3 separate regions of the Mus musculus genome follow, and all the other regions are linked to region 3. Evidence: chromatin loops called from intact Hi-C (ENCODE). Cell type or tissue: heart. All regions are shown on one strand. Region 1 holds the start of Birc6 (baculoviral IAP repeat-containing 6). Region 2 holds the start of Yipf4 (Yip1 domain family, member 4). Region 3 holds the start of Spast (spastin).

The links. Hi-C counts contacts between places; a loop is a spot of excess contacts. Peaks named below come from ENCODE experiments on the same cell type or tissue, not always from the same donor. Only the 100,000 strongest peaks of a DNase experiment are listed, where the experiment ranks them.
Region 1: a loop joins it to region 3, with 9 times the contacts of the local background. A loop is called at or near these places in 5 of 42 quality-filtered maps.
Region 2: it touches region 3 in a loop (2.6-fold over the local background); 2 of 42 quality-filtered maps call a loop at or near these places.

The regions. Positions count from the first base shown.
Region 1 is chr17:74,527,401-74,529,900 of GRCm38, forward strand. Birc6 (baculoviral IAP repeat-containing 6) reads left to right here and starts at 895. Exons shown (of 73, transcript NM_007566.3): 1 at 895-1,401. The coding sequence starts at 1,068. Gm31645 (a long non-coding RNA gene) reads right to left here and starts at 800. Exons shown (of 3, transcript XR_385765.4): 1 at 233-800. In heart, a CTCF peak has its summit at 1,117 (motif pointing right); DNase peaks (open chromatin) are centred at 881 and 1,901; H3K4me3 peaks cover 2,500 bases; H3K27ac peaks cover 2,326 bases.
Region 2 is chr17:74,488,351-74,490,850 of GRCm38, forward strand. It overlaps Yipf4 (Yip1 domain family, member 4), which reads left to right and starts at 1,143. Exons shown (of 6, transcript NM_026417.4): 1 at 1,143-1,444. The coding sequence starts at 1,366. In heart, no CTCF peak of the experiment used is centred here; a DNase peak (open chromatin) is centred at 1,141; H3K4me3 peaks cover 1,759 bases; H3K27ac peaks cover 1,349 bases.
Region 3 is chr17:74,337,659-74,340,158 of GRCm38, forward strand. It overlaps Spast (spastin), which reads left to right and starts at 1,329. Exons shown (of 17, transcript NM_001162870.1): 1 at 1,329-1,787. The coding sequence starts at 1,379. In heart, no CTCF peak of the experiment used is centred here; DNase peaks (open chromatin) are centred at 1,033 and 1,523; H3K4me3 peaks cover 2,262 bases; H3K27ac peaks cover 2,271 bases.

The DNA.
Region 1 (2,500 bases), 190 kb after region 3:
TCCTTTCTTTCCACTCCACTTTCCCTTTCTCTGCCCAATCATCAGCTTTCCTTTATTTTACAAATTAAGGTGGGAAGGTTTACAAGAAATCACCTAAGTGCTGACTCATTCCTTGTTCACAACTCCTCACAGGAGAACAGAATTGACATCAAATATAATTAGCCCCAGGGCAATCCACAACACCCCACCAAAAATCATGTAAATCCTTTGCAATGAGCTACACTAGGCTGACCTGTAATGTGTCCAGCACCTCATTAATGAGCATGTCTGTTTATTAAAAGATTTGGAACTATCGCTTCTCAGTCTTCTAAGATCAAGTGTAAAAAAAATCTGAAACTAGGGCAGGCGTCGTAAAAAAAAAATCAGGTTCAGTTCCAATGAAGAGGCTTGTCAGAGTGTGCAATGATAGAGGCCTACTTCCGGATCTCGCCTCCACCCCGCAACGCCCTCCTCCTCTGCCCCGTGCTGGGAACCGCTGGGAATCAGCCGCCCTGGCCACGAAGGGGCCTCTGGGCGTACCAGACAAGTCGCGCGGGCTCGGGTTTGCCTAGCGGAAATGCACAGGGCCCAGCACCACCCTCCCTGCCACGCGCAGGGCGGAACTCCCGCCGATACCACTCCCGGGGCTCGAAGGAAGAAACTGGGACGTTGAGGACGCAGGGCTGGCTGGAGCAGCAGCGCGTGGCACGCGCCTAGTCCTACCACGCATGCTCCGCGCTTGAAAAAAAAAAGTTTCAGCCCCGCCCCCTTCTTCTTCTGAGGCCCGCCTACCGGGCCCTGGGAGCTCTTCTGCGCATGCTTACTAGGCCAGGTCCCGCCCCTGCCCCGCCTTTTCTGTGCCTTCGGAAGTTCCTTATTAGCTTCCCTCTGCTCTGGCTAGATCGGCACTCCCGCGCATGCTCCACCCCCTGGGCTCCGGCCCCTCCTTTGGTGCGGCCCTCTCTCCCCTCCCCCGCCAGCCTGCGAGCTCGCTTGGCCTGGCCGGCCTGGCGGGCGACGTTCCCTGTGCGTGCAGGCGCTTGACTTCACTTCCGGCTAACGCGCTCCGCTTTGCCCCCTGGCCCCGGATGGTGACTGGCTGTGGTGCTGCACCTCCCGGGACTGTCACTGAGCGGCTTCCCAGTGTGATTGTGCTGAGCGCAGGCCGGAAGATGGCGGCTGCGGCTGCGGAGGCCTCGGGCCCGAGCTGCTCCTCCGCGGCGGCGGCGGCAGGGGCGGGGGCGGCCGGGGTCTCCGAGTGGCTGGTGCTGCGGGATGGCTGCATGCGCTGCGACGCCGACGGGCTGCACAGCCTCTCCTACCACCCGGCGCTTAACGCCATCCTGGCCGTCACCAGCCGCGGGACCATCAAAGTCATCGACGGCACGTCCGGGGCCACCCTTCAGGCCTCGGCGCTCAGCGGTGAGCGCGGCACGCCGGGCGGGGGCTGGGCTGGGCCGGCCGCGGGCGGAGACGGGTTGTGGGGATGCTGGTGGAGGAAGCCTCCCAGCCTCCGGGATCGGGATCGGCCTCGGAGGGACAGCGTGGAGCGGGAGGGTCGGAGAGGCCCGGAAGCTACGGCCGAGGACCTTCGGACTCGGAAAGCAGCAGCTTTTGGGGACGGGAACTCGGTTTGGCGGGGTGCGCTGCGAGTTGCTTTTCGGGCCTTTTGCATCTGAACCGGCCTGGTCCTGTGGGAGAGATGTGGAGGCCTTGGAGGTCGGTGCTGGTGAGGACCGGGCCCTCGCTGGCCTCTTGGACGAGATTTTGGGCTAGCTCCGGGCTGGACCAGAGGGAAGGGCTGGCAGTCTTGGCGGTGGCGGGAGAGATGGGTGGCCGGAGGCAAGGGGCGGGAAGCGTCCAAGCCGGCTGTCTTGCCCTCTTTTCCCGGCGAGTAGCGGCCCGCCGGTTGTCGTCTGGTCCTGTAGGTGCGGGGACCTCCGAGGGTTGCGCTTTCGCACAGGGGGCGGGCTGGAGTGGGCACTGGGATGGGGAGGTCAGTAGGAGAGGGAAGGCCAGCTGCCTGAACTGTGCTTGCTGGACTATGGGACTCGCAGAGTGCAAAAAAAAAAAAAAAAAAAAAAAAGAAAAAAAAAAGGTTAGTATCGGTCCTCTAGCTCTGAGTGCTCCCTCCTTCCAGTGTCAAGAAGCCTAGGCCCCTTGTAATTAGGTGGAACTTCAAGCCCTTTCAACTTGTTTTAGCATAGAGAGCTAGAGATTGGTAGTTGTAAGTATGTCTGGGTCTCCTCCACCTTGGAAGGAGAGCACTTGGGTGGTGGAGACGTTGGTTCACATATTGGACTTTCAGGATGTACCAGGTCAAAGCTCGTTCAGTGGACATACTGGAGTGTTTTGGGATAGCCCTAGCTAAGTTATTTGCTGAGATGACATTTCATTTGTGGATGAATGGTGTCTTAATTTTGGCGTTAAAGGTTAAAATTTAGAATTTGATGTATTAGTGGGTTTTAAACTCATGCACAGAGATAAATTGTATCGAAGTGCACTTAGCCAAATGGAAGTA
Region 2 (2,500 bases), 150 kb after region 3:
TACAGAAGTTTAGAAAAATGAAAAGCAAAATTTAAGATTATAAACATAGACGAGTAACTAGGAAGTTGGTTTAGAGGTTAAGAGCTCTTGCTCTCTTGTAGAGACTTGAGTTTGGGTTCCCAGAACCCGCATTGGGTGTCTGCAGGAACCGCAGTTCTGAAGGATCTGAAGCCCTCTTGTGCCTTCTGCAGGCATCTGCACACACACATACCCTCAAGCACACACGCATAGCCTTTAAAAATAAAAACCGGGCTGGAGAGATGGCTCAGTGGTTAAGAGCACCGAATACTCTTTCAGAGGTCCTGAGTTCAATTCCCAGCAATCACATGGTGGCTCACAACCATCTGTCACGGGATCCAATGCCCTCTTCCTGTGTGTCTGAAGAGAGCAATGGTGGTGTACTCTTGTATAAAATAAATAAATTAATCTTAAAGAAATAATAAAAACGTAGGTGAATTTGCAAACTTTGGGTAGTTTATTAGGGAACAGATGAAATCAGCAGCAGGCAAAAAGCAAGGGCTTCTTTGCCCTAATTTATCCTTTCTGGACTGCTGCCTTCTTCATAAATTAATTTGGCCAGAGTACTTAAACCGTAGGTGGAAATTTACAGCTTTACAATGACCATTCTCCGGCCTCTTAATTTTGTTGATAAGGAGACTAAGCTTTGTCACGACACATAATTTCGTAAACATCCTATATAATTAATATATAGAATTATTGTGGCAGAATCTTGTGGTCGGAAATGAGGGGTTGAAGTCCTAAAACTTAAGTAGTTTGTGTGTGTGTTGTGTGTGTGTGTGTGTGTTGTTTTTTTTTTTTTCCTTTGAAAAAAAAAGGGCCTCACTTTTTTGCCAATGCTGCCTCGGCCTCTCTAGGAGTTCCGGGAATTACAAGCGTGAGCCATCAAACGACTAAGCTCTCAAATTGTGTTAAACAACAACGAAGAAGATATGTTTATAAAAACTCAAACAGGGAAAAAGGTAGACAGAATTATTTAAGTAAACAGCTGATGAGGGCGGAACAGAGATTTCAGAGGCCACTTCCGGTGTTGGAGTGGTTTCCGGAATCAACACAGAAACAGCCAATCAGAATCTTCTCGCGGGAGCCAATAGTCGAGCAGATTACAAACAGCCAATCCCGGCGGCGCTGTCACTGTTATGGTCCTGTCAGGGCCCCGGCGTCGTGGTGCTTGGGTGCTCGCCACCGGCTGGCCTCGGGTGCGACCTGGTCGGCAGCCAGAGGCTGCGCTTAGCTCGCGCGTCCCCTCCCTCGGCCGAGCCCGCGCCTCCTGGCTCGCAGGCCGCCCCTTAGCAGGTCGTCCCGGAGCCCCGGGCCCAGCCGCTCGTCAGCACCGAGGCCGGCGGGATGCAGCCTCCGGGCCCGCCCCCGGCCTATGCGCCTGCCAACGGGGACTTCACCTTTGTGTCTTCGGCGGACGCGGAAGGTGAGGCCGAGGCTGACCTCCGGGGCTCCGGGGCGGGGGGTTGGCAGAGCTGGGGGACTCCGCCCCTGTGCTCCCTGGGCCTTCCCGGAGGCCTCTGGGGACGAGGCAGGGTGCGGGGCGCCGGCGCTGCGGGCTGGGGTCCCCGGGTGTCCTGGTTCACCAGGGAACCCGCCGATCTGGTGGAAGGAGTTCTTTCTGAACTCCGCTCCGCAGTTACTCAAAAGAGTGAGGGATCTAAGGGAGAACAAAGTGGGGCTGTGTGGCTCTGCTATTAATAGGAAAACCTTCCCGACTGAGGTGACTTTTGGCAGGTTATGGAAAACTTACTTGAAAGGAGACGTGCTTTTATTTATTTATTTTTAATTGAACTTGATTTCTTGCCCAGATCCCTGGGTCCACACAGTTTGTAGTGTTTGGTCCCAGTGTTCAAAAAACTGTATTCAGGAGCATTTGAAACTTGAGGAATTCAACTTAGTGTTCCCAACAGTGTCTATAGACTTGGCTTGTACTGTTTGGAGCAAGCGACTGTGCTTGCTTAAAACAAAACAAACAACAACAAAAACAGGGAGAAAAAAAAAAAACAAAAAACGTTTCTACTGTGGGAAATTTCCCCCACCCCTCATTAGTTCAACTCCTTGTAACCTGGTTTTGGATTTTGCTTTTATTTAATCTTATTTACTTACCAGGGACCAGATTTTTGACTGCCCAATATGAAAAAACAAGTTGATTTCGATATAGACATGGAAATACCTGGTGATGAACCCCTTCGACCCCAGCACTTGAAAAGCAGAGGCAGAGAGATACCTGAATTAAAGGCCAGCTTAGACTACACAGTTATCAAGTTCTCTGCCTGCCGGGGTTACATACTGAAACCCTGTCTCAACAAAGTAGAAAAGAAATTTCAGTTTAAAGATGAACGTGAGTTTTCTCAGAAATCTGATTTCTTTCTTTCTTTTTTTTTTTTTTTGTCTTTTCGAGACAGGGTTTCTCTGTGTAGCCCTGGCTGTCCTGGAACTCACTTTGTAGACCAGGCTGGCCTCGAACTCAGAGATCCAC
Region 3 (2,500 bases):
GTTTTTAAAGACAGGGATGAGGGGAGGGGGATGGGCGAGGGAGGGAGAAAGAGGAAAGACTGAATAGTTTATTGGATAGGCAATATAGTCTAGGAATCCAAAAACTCTGGGAATACAGATGGCATCGACTGGCTCTTAGAGCTTTTGATTTCAACTAACTTCTATTTCCAGATGCCAGTTCGCAGGAGTCTGACTGGCCCACGGTTTGTTTTCCTCTATGTGATCCAGGATCTGTAGAACAACTGCTGATCATTAGAATATGGGAAATATTGAGTAGATAGATAGTCTACCAAAGGAAGAAATGGTGAAGACATATACACACATCCACGTGCACACACAGATAGTATGGATTCTACCAAGTATGGTAACTAGGCAAAACCCAAGAATGACTGCATTCACATAACTAATCCTGAGATAACACAAACGTGTAATAGGTTAGTTGAAAGTAGGGTTCGTGGTCCTCGTGGTAATAAAGTTTTCCCTTTAGGATGTCTTGAACTTTGTCTCTGCAACTTGTTTCCCTCTCAGCTAACATACCCAAATTGCTACACACTGCCTCTGATACGAAACTCAGATCAGCCATCCTTTGCAAAAGACCTATTGGCTCAACCAGCAGAAAACAAAGATATATAAAGCAATAGGAGTGATGATGCACACCTGTAATCCTAGTTTTGGGGAGACGGAGGCAGAAAGATCAGGAGTTGAAGGCCTCCTTCCTCAGCTACAAGAGGAGTTGGAGGTCAGCATCTCACACAAAGGCAAACAACCGCACTGCGAGACAGCAGACCTGAGCACTAGTAAAGCCACTCAAACGCTGTTAACCCCCATTTAAAAATTTATTATCAAAGCTCCCTATTCCGATTCTTCAAAAGTCGAAGAACCTGCGGAGCGACGAACCCCTGGGACCATCGCAAGCCGAACCGCGCCTACAGAACTGAGGTTCCCAGAGAAAGGGGCATAGCAGGGGCGTGGGGGGTAGGAGGATGCCGCACATGCGCACAAGCTCCCAGGTCAACAAAGACGGCGGCGTACGCGCGCGCACCAGAGCCATTCACCGAGGACGTGCGCGTGCCCGGCCGCCGCAGCGAGGTGCCAGCGGCCCAGGGGACAGAAGGAAAGGAGGGGCAGGAGCCACCGGCCGCGGCGGGAGGAGGAGGAGGAGGAGGAGGAGACGGGGTTGTGCTCCTGGGCAGCTGAGGAGCGAGGGGCGGGGCCGGCGAGCGGCGCGTGCAGGTGCCAGGCTCCCGGGCTCCGGCTGGCGCGCGAGCGGCTCCGTGGGCCCCCGCCGCCGCAGTGGCAGTGGCCGCCGCCGCCGCCGCTTGGTCGCCGTCGGTCTGCGGGAAGCGGGTTATGGCGGCGGCGGCAGTGGGAGCTGTGAATGAGTTCTCCGGCCGGACGACGGAAGAAGAAAGGCTCGGGCGGCGCGAGCCCGGCGCCCGCCAGGCCTCCGCCCCCCGCCGCGGTCCCCGCCCCTGCCGCCGGCCCGGCCCCTGCGGCCGGCTCGCCGCCTAAGCGGAACCCGTCTTCTTTCTCGTCCCCGCTGGTCGTCGGCTTCGCCCTGCTGCGCCTGCTGGCCTGCCACCTGGGGCTCCTCTTCGCGTGGCTCTGCCAGCGCTTCTCCCGCGCCCTCATGGCCGCCAAGAGGAGCTCCGGGACCGCGCCGGCGCCCGCCTCGCCCTCGCCCCCAGAGCCCGGACCGGGTGGCGAGGCCGAGAGCGTCCGCGTCTTCCACAAGCAGGCCTTCGAGTACATCTCCATTGCCCTGCGCATCGACGAGGAAGAGAAAGGTACTACTGGGGGGCTGGAGGGAGGCCGGCGGGCTGGCCGGGGCGGGCGGCCCTGGGAGGACGCCACTTGCGTCCCTTTCCTGCACCCCCGGAGTTGATCTGCCTCGGGAGTCCGAGTCCCCACAGGCCAGATCCTGCTGTGCGACGCCTAGTTAGTTGATCCTCACCCCTTTCAGGGCGCCCTGACTCGACTTTGTTTCAGCACCCCCACACTTGTGCATGACCCAAGTCCCCGTGAGACACCCAGGCGTGCTGGTGACAGTGACAGTTGGCCTAGAGTGACCGACCACACGGGATTCTTTCTAACACTGTAAACAGTGTTGCTTTCTCTGAGCTGGGCTTCCAAAAGGTTTTGGTATCGAAACAGCTGTGTATAAACTTCATTGAGAAGGGTTCTGTAGTGTTTGGAGAGGAAAAAAAAAAGGGGGGGGTTGACTTGGATTTGAAAGGAGTAGTAGCTCCTTATACTTAGAGCCGGATTTGCCATATTCTGAAGTTTCATGAATTATTTTTACCAATATAGTGAGTCTTGAAGATTTCTTTTTTATTGAGCTGTATTTCAACCGCTAGTTGCTTTAGTTTTTACTATTTTGTTATTTTTATTTTATTCCAAGGCACTCTCGAGTTTCTAAATTTTAATGTTAAAAATATTAAATGAATGAGTTGGGTAAACAGGCATATATCATTCTACCATAGAAGATAAAACAAACGCT